Linked DNA regions of Homo sapiens: region 1 is linked to region 2. A link is a contact called in ENCODE Hi-C data. All regions are on one chromosome and are shown on one strand. Each heading gives the region's core, a stretch centred on a gene start or an enhancer-like site at or near the end of the contact. The rest is flanking DNA. Distances are from core to core; before and after follow the strand shown.

What was found. Hi-C counts contacts between places; a loop is a spot of excess contacts on that map. Pooled maps may share reads with other maps.
Region 1: a loop to region 2 is called in a pooled map, with 5 times the contacts of the local background. The contact joins the enhancer-like site here to the promoter of SNX19 in region 2. A Hi-C loop is called at or near these places in 3 of 50 pooled maps.

The regions. Positions count from the first base shown.
Region 1 is chr11:129,747,376-129,754,105 of GRCh38, forward strand. No RefSeq gene overlaps it. Among named protein-coding and RNA genes, the nearest start is that of TMEM45B, 65 kb to the right of the region's middle. RefSeq lists enhancers at 2,669-3,170, 3,171-3,670 and a silencer at 3,458-3,557. Within about 2 kb of position 3,481, at least 3 of the 41 ENCODE cell types and tissues checked have a DNase peak (open chromatin) inside an H3K27ac peak, as active enhancers do.
Region 2 is chr11:130,913,054-130,919,753 of GRCh38, forward strand. It overlaps SNX19 (sorting nexin 19), which reads right to left and starts at 3,426. Exons shown (of 11, transcript NM_014758.3): 1 at 1,213-3,426. The coding sequence starts at 2,886. RefSeq lists an enhancer at 3,169-3,218 and a silencer at 3,339-3,618.

The sequences.
Region 1 (6,730 bases), core at 2,231-4,730, 1.2 Mb before region 2:
ATCTACAGCCACAGCGCAGGCAGACATCGAAGCCTGGGGGAAGCTCAACCCCAGAGTCGGACCACTTGCTTTAGGGGTATTTATTCAGAGGAATGGGACAGCCCTTGAACGTTTTGCATTTTTCCTACAGTTTCAAAGGCAGCAGTGGCCTAAGCCTGTGTATAACTTGCCAGGTAAACTGGCATCATGAGAATTTCCCTGAGCTGAGCGGTGACAATTGTTTTTGCCATCTTGATTTAGAAGCCAGAACAATTCAGAGAGTTGTAGATAGTGGGGGGGAAAGTCATAAAATCCGTTCTCCATATTCTGCCCCCTTTCGGGCCCAAATCAAGTTTGGCTTCTTTCATGAAGCCACTCACATCCCCCTGTCTCCTTCTTTTGAACTCCTATGACACTTATATATTAGTGGCATATATTTTAACAAAGTTGCTTTTTTTTTTTTTTTTAATCTTTGAGACAGAGTCTTGCTCTGTCACCCAGGCTGGAGTGCAGTGGTGTGATCTTGGCTGACTGCAACCTGTGCCTCCCTGGTTCAAGTGATTCTTGTGCCTCAGCCTCCTGAGTAGCTGGGGTTACAGGCGTGAGCCACCACACCTAAGTTTTGTATTTTTAGTAGAGACAGGGTTTCACCATGTTGGCCAGGCTGGTCTCGAACTCCTGGCCTCAAGTGATCTACCCACCCCTGCCTCCCAAAGTGCTAGGATTAGAGGTGGGAGCCACTGCACCCGGCCTCTATTTTTATTTTAGGTTCAAGAGGTACATGTGTGGGTTTGTTCCATGAGTATCTTCATGATACTGAGGTTTGGGTTTCTAACGATCCTTTCACCCAAGTAGTGAACACAGTACCCAATAGGAAGTTTTTCAATTCTTTCCCCACTCCCTCCCCTGTTTTTTATTTTTATTACTTTGCTTTTGTCTCCATGTCCCCATATCATAAGCCTCTTGAGAATGGAAACCACGTCTAAGCTTCCTTGTATCCCCCTCAGTGCCTGTCATGGTGCTGGGTACAGGGGCACCAATGAGTACCTGTTGAGATGAACAGGGACCACCTTGAAGGGAGAGGGCTGGGGAAAGGAGAAGGCAGGCACAGTAAGAGCTCATGTCCTCTGCATACTGGTTACATGCTGGTGCTGTCATCGGCATTTAACATGTGCTAATCTGCTTAATTTTCACAGCTGCCTTATGAGGTGAACCCACCTTACAGAACAGGTGATTTAGGCACAGAGATGTTACCTGAATGGCCCAAAGTCACACAGCTACTAAGAGGCAAAGCCAGGATCTGAACCCAGAGAGTCCAGCTCCAGAGTCCATGATCTTCCATGTCTCCCACTACTGCAGAAGGACAGCTATCCCCTGGTGGCATGTGGGCAGTAATCAGGCCAGAGAAACGGAGGAAGTATATACTTTCCAGAAAAAAATAAACCAGACCTAGAATCCTTATCCCAACTCAACTTGCAATGACCGCTAAAAAAGGGTCTCTTCAGCATAAGGACAAGGTGTCTGTCCCCAGGGCCTCAGCTCTGCTTCTAGCTATCAACATGTCCAGAGGACACTGACTGTGGCCTCTGCTCTCTCCCACCTCCCAGAGCTCCTTCCTGCCTCTTCATAGATGAGGGGAGAGATGATGGGAGACAGAGGGTGGCATTTGCCAATGGAGACTAGCCCCAGGTCAGAGAGCCTGGGCTGGCACTTAGGAGTTCCCTGCTGGGAGCGACCCCCAGCCCAGCTGCATGCACCAAACTCCACCCAGCAAGAGAATTCTCACTGCCCTAGAAAAGCAGCTCCCCAAATTTAAACAATCCTGACCCCACCTTCTGCCTCCTGCACATACTTTCTTTGAAATCTTCCAATGCTGAGTAAAGGAAAGATTATTTGATGTCTCTGAGTCTCATCTCTACAAAACCAACCCTGGATGGCCACGTCCAAAGCTACCAGAGGTAACCCCAGTTCTGCTCCAGGGGAGGGGATAAGACAGCATCGACTGCCTTGCAAGGAAGGATCTTGCAACACGCAGCCCGAGAAGAACCTTTCAAGGAGGACAGGGGAAGACTTTATTTTAAAAGTAGTGACTGTTTCAAGGATCTACCTTATGAAGTAAAAGTGAACTTCTTGCTCCAGTAAGTAATTTAAAAGACAAATACGTTCACAGACATACATAGCAACAATGAAGAAACCATAAACCATCACACCAGTTGTCCAAGGCATAAACTGTCAGTGTGGTTCCAAGAGACATTGGCTTGGTTTGGTTTTGATGGAAATCTCTGTATTATCTATTTTTTCCCTAAATGCAAAGTGAAGAGTGTTTTTATCCTTCCTTTATTCACTCAGTGAACACCTACTAAGTGCGACCTCCAGTCCTCAGGCTGCATGCTGGAGATTCAAAGGTGAATATGAACTCAATGAGATGACAGCCCAGAAGACAGAGATGGATAAGTAAATAGTCTCAAGTGCAGTGAAAATTTTGGATTTCTGGGATAGGCGCTATTGATTCTATAAAGGGGACAAACCATGAAGGAAGAGTTAGACGAACCCAAAGGCCATCACGGAGGAGGCAGTGCTTCTGCAACATTGCGAGGAACTGCAAGTAGTATAAAAAAGCAACAGCAGGCGTCGGGGAAAATAGTGAGAATGAACACTGGACATGGATGTGGTGGCACACCTGTGGTCCCAGCCACTCAGGAGGCTGAGGTGGGAGGATTGCTTGAGCGCAGGAGGTTAAGGCTACAGTGCGCAGTGATTGTGCCACTGCACTCCAGCCTGGGCGACAGAGAGAGACTCTGACTCTAAAAAAAAATGAAAATAAAATAAAATATTAAAGACGTAGACAGGAGTCAGATCATGGAGTAAAAGAATTATTCCATTAATGCAGCTCTTGTAAGCACTTCCATCTGACGTAGCCGAGGACTTGATTCAAAATCCTTTCTTTGACCTGCATTGCCTAGAATTCTCCGAGAGAAAACAAGCTTTGCAGACTCTCAAAGGGAATGTCTGGCCATGGTGGAACGCGGGCCCTTGGAGGACTGGCCGGGGCTATGACTCTGGAAGCAGCAAGGGAGGCAAGTGCGCAAGCCTCACCGAGAAGGGAAGACCAGGCTGCTCTCAGCTCTCGGCCGGGCTCCTCACACACCGGAGTGGGCCTAAAGTTCGAGGAGCTTCTTTCTCCTTTTCTCCCCGCAGTGCTTAACGTCTCGGGCCACGGGCTGCCAGCACTCACCTTCTGCCGAGGCCGCCCTGCGGCCTCCCTGTTCTGAGGCCCCTGCCCCTCCCTGATGAAACTTCCTCGGTGCTAACTTGGCAAGAACAGGCAAACGCTGCTGTGCTTCCCTTTGCCCATGAAAAGAATGAGGTTTAGGGGAGGCTCTGCACAGTCCTGTGCTGCCCGGGAGAGCTGAGCAGAAGCTGTTGAAGCCGGCCTCCTGGACTGAGCTTGGTCCAGCAGCCTATCCACGTGAGAGCCCTGGCTGTCTGGAGGCACAGGGAGCGGCTGGGCCTGCAGCGTCCCACCTGGAGGGAAAGGACGCACCGCGACGGAGGCGTGGGCCCTGCGCCGGTGCTGGGCAGGCGGCGGCCGCGCGCCCGGGAGCCACGCTTCTCCGGCGGAACGCGGCGCCCCCTGGCGGCAGAACGCTTGTGGCCGCCGTTACGCTCGTGTGGAAACAGCGCCATCTGCCGAACGTTCTGTCACATTGCTGATTGGCCCACACAGATTTTGTAAGGATTTTTCCTTCTGCTTGCTTAAATCAGGCCGTCCTGAGCCTATTCAAAGTGTACTTTTGAAATGAAAAAAGAAACTGACTGTACAAGATGTTTTGCTCGCTGGAAAAACGAGGATGAAAGGAAAATGGGTAGCGATTATCTGAATAACATGTGCTTCCTGTCTGTAGTGAGGTGTGAACATGGTGGGGCCGCACGTTGCAGAGGAAAACGCATGCATTTTGGAGTCAGGCAACTGCAATCAAATTCTCACTAGCTCCGTGAGCTAGGAAAGTTACTTAGCATTTCTGAGCCTCATTTGTCCTTATCTGTAAAGTAGAAGTACATTTACCTTGCAGCATTGTAGCAAAAGTTAAATAAAATAATGTGCATAAAATGAAAATTAAATGTGTATGAAGTAAATCAGATAATATGTATAACAGGTAGGCTTTAAAGTATAACATAAAAATATCACATAGACATTTTTCTAATTGTTAGAATCGTGAAATATTCCTGAAATGGATTTATCAAATGAGAAGATGGAATCTCTCTGAGGTATTTTTAAATTTTCTCTACAATGGTTGATTCTGACCTTTCTGTAAAAGACGATCTATTTCTGGGCACAGATCCTAGAAGCAGAATTCTGCCAAAGTGAGACTCCACTAACATTTATTGAATGTCTGCCACATGCTAGACACTTTCAAAGATGCTCTTTCATTATCGCCAGTAAAATCTGAAGCTTCAGGATCTATTTCCTCTTCCCAGCAGAAAGTTTTGCCAGGAATATTAGAACCTCTTTTTTACAGCCTCTCAAGTACTTTCAAGATTACTCAGAAAATCCCAAAACTTTGAACAACCCAAATGCCAATTAACAGGAGAATCAATGATAGTACATCCATACAATGAAACATTACTGGGCAATGAAAAAGACAAACAACCAGATAAACACCGCAGGAGGGACTCTCAAATCTGAGGCAAAAATAGAAAGTCAGGCCAAAAATATACTGTATTTGCATGAAGTTCTAGAATATGAAAACCTAAATGATGGAGATAGAAATCAGAATCGTTGTCCACACAGGATAGGGGTGGGGATTGACTGCGGAGGGGCACTAGGCAACTTATGGGGTGATGGGCATGTCCTGAATGTTGATCTAGGTGCTGGTTGCACAGTTATGTACAGGCAGTGGTGTGCTGAAGCCTGCTGGCACCATCAAGAGAGTGGACTGTTAATTTTTCAGGATGTTTGCAAGCCAGTCAGCATCACATTGATAGCTTGGAATCCACCGTGGTGGAAATATTTATACTCCAGAAATTGGCAAACACTACAAAGCAGGGCTTTTTTATCCCACCAGAGAGCCAGTTGTAAAACATGTATGAACACACAACTGTATATATTTGCCAAAGCTCATTGAATTATATATTTCAGATCTATGCATTATACTGTATGCAAATTATATTTCAAACATGGGGGGTGAGTACAAGCTCTCCGCTATCAGAGTGTGCAGAGCACAGCTGGAGGCCCATGCTGAGCAGCTGGGGAGAAAGGTTGGAATCAGTCATTTCTGGAATGGAAAAGCAAAATTTAAGAAGTCTTTTCAGTCATAATGGGTCTAAAGCAAGAAAGCAGATCAAAATACATAAGCCTCAGAATAGAGGTGCAAGACTGGGTCAGCATTTTGATAATGGCTGCACAGATTGCAAATCATCAGCCTCACCTTAGCAAGGAGGAACTGGAGGCCCATATCAGAATCCAATGTTCATCATCTATAATTTTATTAATTTTATTCTTTAAATCATCACACAGGCCAGGCACAGTGGCTCACACACTTTGGAGGCTGAGACAGGTGGATCGCTTGAGCCCACGAGTTTGAGACCAGCTTAGGCAACATGGCGAAACCCCATCTCTACAAAATACAAAAAATTAGCCAGGCACGGTGGCACATGCCTGTAGTCCCAGTTATTCAGCAGGCTGAGGGTGGGAGAATCACCTGAGCCCAGGAGTTTGAAGCTATAGGGAGCCATGATTGTGCCACCGCACTCCAGCTTGGATAACAGAATGAGATCCTATCTAAAAAAATATATATATATATATATATATACACACACACACACACACACATTTTTTTTTAGTGTACAGTTCTATAATTTTTACATATGTATAGATTCACATAAGCACTGCCACAATCAGGATTCAAAATAGTGCCATCACACCCCTAAAAACTCCCTCATGTTTTCCCTTTATAATCACAGCCTCTCCCATTCGTAACTCCTGGCAACCACAGATCTATCCTCCATCAGTATTTTATCTTCTCAAAAATGAGAAATACAGCACGTAAACTTCTGAGACTACTTCCTTCCCCATCCCCCAGCATCATGCCTTGGAAAGTGCTCAGCTGCTGCATGTGTAAACAGTTCATTCCTTTCTACTGCTGAGTAGTATTTCATTGTATGGATATACCACAACTTCTTCATGCATTAACCTGTTCAGTCACCTGTTGAAGGACATTTGCTTGGAGCAATTATGAATAGAACATCAGATAATCACAGAATTATCAACAGAACATTTATATAAAGGTTTTTATGTAAGCATAAGTTTTCACTTCTCTAGGAAGTGGGGTTTCTGGGTTATAAGACAAACACGTTAGCTTTATAAGAAATTGCCAAACTTTTCCAGACTGGCTATACCATTTTTTATTCCCACCCACAATGTATAAAATTTGAAATAGAGCTTTGGGAGGCCGAGGCGGGCGGATCACGAGATCAGGAGATTGAGACCATCCTGGCTAACACAATGAAACCCTGTCTCTACTAAAAATACAAAAAATTAGCCAGGCACGGTGGTGGGCACCTGTAGTCCCAACTACTCAGGAGGCTGAGGCAGGAGAATGGCATGAACCTGGGAGGCGGAGCTTGCAGTGAGCCGAGATCACGCCACTGCACTCCAGCCTGGGGGACAGAGCGAGACTCAGTCTCAAAAAGAAAAAAAAAAAAGAATTGCAATAGAGAGAAGAATCAAACAGATGCAATAAAAAATGAT
Region 2 (6,700 bases), core at 2,176-4,675:
AATCTAGCCAACAACAAAAAAGAACAAATAATGGGAGAAAGACTGGGAACTTAAACATTCTATCCATCAACTTAATTTTTCTGCTAATGAGGAGGGAAAAAACCTGCTGTTTTATGTCAGTATTGGAATAGTCATTAAAAAAAGATGAAATAACCAGAAGCCAACACTTAAATGTGAGAAAGGTGCATGGCATAGGGGCATCCAGAATTAGAACAAAAAGGCAGGAAAATGTTAACAAAGTTATACCAGTCCTTTGAGGCTAGTCTCAGTTATTTTATGACCAGACATCTGTACTTCTACAATTTGCCTATAATGAGTGTGTGTCTGTGTGTTCACCCATATGCATTTCTAATTACTTCCATTCCGTCTTACTTGAAAATGTCATAATGTTACTTTCTAAAATGCTATGTCATGATGCAGCTGTGTTGAGCAGATCAAGGAAGGTCTTTTCCCTCTTAGTTGGATTGGGAGTTCGGAGGAGTGTAGCAAGCAGGCTGTCCCTGGTGGTAGCTTGTGGACTCAAATGAGAGAAATTCAAGTGTGGAAGGCAAGTAAAATCCAATGGGTAGGATCTTGTCCAAGAATTTTCTTTCTCAACTTCTTCCCTGCTGATTTCTTTTTCAAAATACTGGTACATTTTGTACTTTGTTTTAGGAAGGTAGGTTATTTACCTATGTCTATCTCAGAAGATAGCAAGTTTTTGACTCTTGGAGGTGTGTAAGCAGACTTGGGAACAACTTGACAAGAGATAACATGAAGAGGGTTGGTTGGATTAGAGAGGCAATTCCCCAAGATGGCCTTAGGACAGGCTGACTCTATGTTATCTGGAGAGTTCTATTTGAAAATAAATAAAATACAGAATCCAGGGACCCCCTCCTTAGAAATTCTCATACAGAATCCAACAGAGTCTGTCAGAATCTGTATATCTGAAAGGCAGCTCAAGTGATTTTGAGGTGCAGCCAAGTTTGGGAACCACTGAAAATATAACCCTCAGCATTCTAGCAGCCCTGAGGTTCCAGGATTGCTTGTGTGAGTACAGGATAAACGCTACTCTGCCTTACATATTAGCTTCAGACCATTCACAGAGATAGATGCCTATTGAAAGAACCACTTCAAACTAACAGCATCTCTCCCCCAAGAACATTTGCTTCATGACTGCTTTCCAAACCCACTCCTAGCCCGGGTGAGCACCCACAGCTTTAATCCTGTTACCTTCACAGTATAGAGTGTGTATGGGTGGAATCCAGTGCCACTGTGCTCTCGGGCTGTAATGGTGCCAGTGATACGAAGGTTCTGGATGATAACTGGACCATCGGGACTGCTTAGGGGCTCAAAGCTGAAGGTGGCTGAGCTGAGAGGACCAGGTGGAGAGGAGGAAAGCAGAACTGGTGGCAGAGTAGGATCAAGGGAGCTCACATCATTGGTGAGATCCTTCTCTAAGCATGACGGCCGTGAGGGGCAGGTCTTTTCTGGCCCCTCCAGCAAAGCTGTAACAGAGGCGGTAACATCTCCTTGTTCTATCTCCTTGTCTGCTGTGTCAATATGGATCTCTGGGCAGGAATTCAGTGTGGAGACCGGCAGGCCTGTCTCTGTTTCTGTCCCTGGACCCTCCTCAGCCTCTGCTCCTTCAGATGCCTCACCATCTTTGGGTTCCAGAGCCTGGGAACTCTCTAGGGCACACAGGGCATCCTGAATCCTGTCAGAGAGAAAGCTGCCTGGAGTCATGAGCATGATGGTTTCTTTGCCCAGTTCAGACAGCGGAGACTCCAGCTCTGAGTCTTCACATAAGAACAGGGGACCTCGAACATTTGGCTGTAGGAAATGAGATGAGTTGTTTCCTACTTTTCTTTCTTCACACATCCCACCCAAATCTCCCTCTACAGCTTCGTGGCCTTCTTCAACCTCTGGAGAGGGGCCTGCAGAACCCTCTGGCTCACTGTAACTTAGGAATACTGGGGCTGCTACTGGAGAAGCTCTCCCTTCTGGAAGCTGCTCTACCTCAGCAATCAGTGGCAGAGATGTCGGCACTGAGGGCTGTTCGGGGGCACTGGCTGGGCAGGGTGCTGGATCTCTGGCCTTGGAAAAGATACCCACGAGTACAAGGTGGATCCAGTCAGGATCTGACAGCCTGCTGATCAGTGGTAAGATTACATTGCATGTGATGAGTTCGACCACTACATGGCGTCCGGTACGAGTCTCCAAGTGGGGCTTGGGCACCAGCCCTTGAAGCAACAAATTCACAACGCCACGCGTATAGGTGACTTCAGCACTGGGGCTGTGCACAGCAGGATGTGGGGCAGTCGCCCGGCAGTAAGCCTCCCAGAGGTGGGAAGGCTCAACTGGACCATTCTTCCCTGCAGTGGCCTCCTTTGCCTGAATGTAGCTCTGCAGGTGACAACCGCAGAGAGTCAGAACACTCTGGGCAACAGCATGACTGTCCATCACGCTCATCCTTCTCCGAAGCTCCTGGACCAACCCTTTCATGGCTGCCTCCATTTCTTCCTCAAAGGCTGGCTCCTGGCTCACGGAACGGTACCAAGATAACACAAAATCTCGAATAATCATCTGGATGGTGCGGTTGATCTCCCGTTCCAGCTGCCTTTCTGCCTCAGGGCATGGAGGACAGGTGGCCAACGGGATGAAGCGTTCCAGATGCAGTCGACCTGAAGCCACTCCAGCGAGGCTGGAGCCCAGCCATCCTCCCAGCACCACTAGCAATGCCGACAGAAGGCACAGCAGCCACACGTTGACCAGAAGGTGTATGACCAGGAGCCAGCCAAGCAAGACCCCCACAGCCATCAGCTTCCGGCTACTCAACAGGTTATTGAGGTGACAGCTCGATCCAGCTGGAGTTTCCTGGAACGGTGGCACTGTTTCTGTCTTCATGGCTGAACGGACAAGGTGGCTTCCCCAGATGACAGCCCTCAAGATTTTACTTCAGAGTTAGGGAAGGGGGGCATGAACTGTGTCTCAGATATGGGGCGATCTGGGTGCTGTTCAGGGAACCGGGGCTCCAGGCCCTCAAAGTCCTACAGGCACTGCAAAGCGACAGCTGCAGCTCCGCGTCTCCCCATGGCTACCACTAACAGAGCCCTCCAACTCGCCCCTTCCAGCTGAGGTGTGGCTTTGGAGGAAAACTCTGTGGCCTTCACACTGCCCCAGGCGGAAGGCCTCTTCGGGGCCTCGGGGCGGGCGCTGCAAGGCCCTGGGGCCCACGGACACTTACACACGCAGCGGGCAGCGGCCGGCGAAGACTGGGTCACACGCCGCCGGGAACCGCGCGCCCACACTCAGCCCCGACCTGAAGTGGACTCATCGCGGTCCTCTCCGGGAGCCTCGGCCCTCTGCCGCCGTAAACCTGGGCGACTGCGCTCCGCAGCCGGGCCTGTGTGAAGGCTGACCGCCGGCCGGCCGCCGGCGACAGCTTCCGGGTCGACGTCGACGGGAGCGAGGCATGCTGGGAGAGCGTCCGCGCGCGCCCCGAGGAGCGGCGCTGCCCGGCGCCCTCTGCTGGCGAGGAGCCGCCCTGACGGCCCTGCGCGAGGTAGTCTCTGAGCCTGAGCGTGAGCCTGAGCGCGCACGGGGCGCGTGCTCGCCAAGAGCTGGCGCAGATTTCCGAAGTGCCACGAAACAGCCGCCGCAGCAATCACCGCTAAGACCCAGACTTCCAGGCGCTTTAAAACGCGTCCTAGTTCTGGTTATTAAATGAAGCCTGTCCTTTACTGCTTAGGCACGCTGTCAATAATCCGGTTTATTTTAATTTCATGGAGGCGAAGTTTCATTGGCCTGATGTGTCTTAACATTTATCCGGTTTCCCCTAGAGCCGGTACCCCGCGTCCCCAGCACAAAGACCCTCATTTGTTGTCAGGAATTGCAGAATATAAGGCATGAAACGATACAGAGATAGATTTATGTTGTACATTTCATATACTGTATCACAAAATCAAATTTGTGATTGAGGGTTATTTGCTGGTGGCATTACACAAACAATCAAATATTTTGAGCATCTGCTGTCTTCAATGTGAGAGGCAGCGTGGACGAATAGAAGCAGACCTTGTCCTCCAGGACCTCCTGCTAACTGGGGATGCCAGCGCTTTGAACGCGATTGGCTATCTAGTAATGCCAGTCAGCGTGCGATATAGTAAAATACAAAATCTTATAGGAATTCAGGGGAAGGAGAGATCACTGTGGGTTGCAATGGTTAAGGAGAAGCTCACAGAAAAGGTGCCTTTCTGCTGAGTCTTCAAGGATGAGGGTTTCTATTTCCCTCTATCTCTTCTCGCCTTATCCTCCCCAAAAACATAGAAAAGGAAAGCAGAGATAGAGGTGTCCTTTCAGATAATCCTGTAATATATTTGCTTTGGAATATGCTCTATGTTGGATTGTTTTTGGTTTTAGCAAATTAGACTTCACTTGTCTACACAGGAACCTATAGGAAGACAAAATACCGGAAGCACTGACCAGGTGTCAAAAGTGTTAGTGTCAGTTTTGCGTGAAGCCAGCTTCCATGTCCACCTTGGGCCCTAGGAGCTGTGCCCGCAGGGTGGGTCTCCTTTCCATTTAGGCATAGGATTCGCATCGTTTGCACAGAGCTGCTCATGGTTGCCCTTCGTCCACCTTCTCTGTGCTGTGAGCAGTCTTTCATCATCATGGACTACTCCCTAGATGTTTAAAGGAATCTTCAAACAAATCCCAACCCAAAACTCTGCCAACAAGAAGTGCGTTGCAGCTTCCTGTCTCGTCCATTGCTGCTGTTGGGGCAGAGACTTCCTTTGAATACGAAAGAAGCCATCATTTAGATGTGACCCGTAGTTTACGATTCATCACTTCTAAAGCAAATGGTTTGATTTAGGATCAGTGTCCACTAAGCAGACTGGGCACTCCCGTGAGATGGCAGAATGTGAATCCACGGTTTCACGGTCCATACCTTTTCACTGCTGCCTGCCTTCCCGCAGAAAAGGAACCCGAGAAGTGGGCTCTGCCCCTCTACCTTCCCAGACCATTCTAATGTCCTCAGGAGCACTTAGAAAATGGCAACAATGCTCTGGAGAAAAGTCCCTGCCACCTAGTTGGGAGCTAAAACAGAAATGTGAATGATGAAGGGACTACCGACGGTGCTGAAGACTTCCTGTGGCAGTTCAAAGAGAAAGTTTACTTGGCAGCATAATCTGGAGTGTTCAGGGCAGTAAGGAAGTGACCTTGCAAGTGGGCGCTATGCCACCTGACCAGATGGTCTGGAGCATCAAGGTAGCCAAGAGTGCCTTCCTGATTCTGAAGCGGGTTTGATGGACATGCCCGTGCACTTGTCATTTGGACGGGTGTGAGCTCCTGCCTGGGGGTCTGGGCAGACCCTGGTCTCCAAACAGATTAATCACTGGGAGGAGGTGAGAGTCAGGACTGATGTGCCCTGGTGTGTGTATGTGGGGTGGGGAGACTTGGCCACACCACTCACCATCTGGAGACGTCCTTCCTTCTTTCCTTTTCCCTATTTCTCAAAACATTAAAGGCATAGTGCTAGAGTGTTGGAGAAAACAAGACAAATAAGATACAATAATTCTCCTCAAGGGACTCTCAGTCTAGTTAAAGGAGAGACACATAAATATATAAACGTAATGAAACATGATCACGTGTGTAATGTGATGTGTTCTGATGTGTTGTAATAGAAGTGCATACAATAAAATCGAAACACAAAGCGGGTGGTCAGCTGTGGAGGGGGGTGGCTCATAGACAGTTTTCCCTTAAGTTGGGAAATGAAAAAGAATTGAGTGTATTTTAGGAAATGTTGGGTAGCGAGAGCAAGGGGCAAACAGAAGGAAGGTCTTTCAGGCAGAGGCCTGCTCATAAGAAACAGGCAGAGACCATGAGAGCAGGGGGGCCCGTGACATAGGCCCTGCCAGAGCCAGCCCGCACCCCACTTGAATTTTCTCTCAAAATAGAAGACCAGGAGGCTTCCTAAAGAGAAGCTCAGTGATGGGGCAAGTGAGTGAGAAGAGGCGATGGTATGGAATTATTGCTGTGGGATATAGAAAGGGAGCTATCGAAGGTCAGGTAAAAAGATGAAGTGGGGGCTGGGCGCAGTGGCTCATGCCTGTAATCCTAGCACTTTGGGAAGCTGAGGCAGGCAGATCACGAGATCAGGAGTTCAAGACCAGTATGGCTAACATAGTGAAACCCCGTCTTTACTAAAAATACAAAAAAATTAGCCAGGTGTGATGGTGTGCTCCTGTAATCCCAGCTACTCGGAGGGCTGAGGCAGGAGAATCGCGTGAATCCAGGAGGTGGAGATTGCAGTGATCCGAGATTGTGCCATTGCACTCCAGTAGCCCGGGCAACAGTGCGAGACTCCGTCTAAAAAAAAAAAAAAAGAGAGAAGGTGGGGCTGAGGGACCTTTTTGTAGTGGCACCAATACATATGGTTGAGTTATTTTCTCTGGAGGTGTTTAGTATTGTATTAGTCCATTTTCATGCTGCTGATAAAGACACACCGGAGCCTGGGCAATTTACAAAAGAAAGAGGCTTAATTGGACTTGCAGTTCCACATGGCTGGAGAAGACTCACAATTATGGCAGAAGGCAAGGAGGAGCAAGTCACATCTTCCGTGAATGGCAGCAGGCAAAAAGAGAAATGAACTTGTGTGGGAGAACTCTTCTTTATAAAACCATCAGTCTCATGAGACTTCTTCACTATCATGAGAACAATG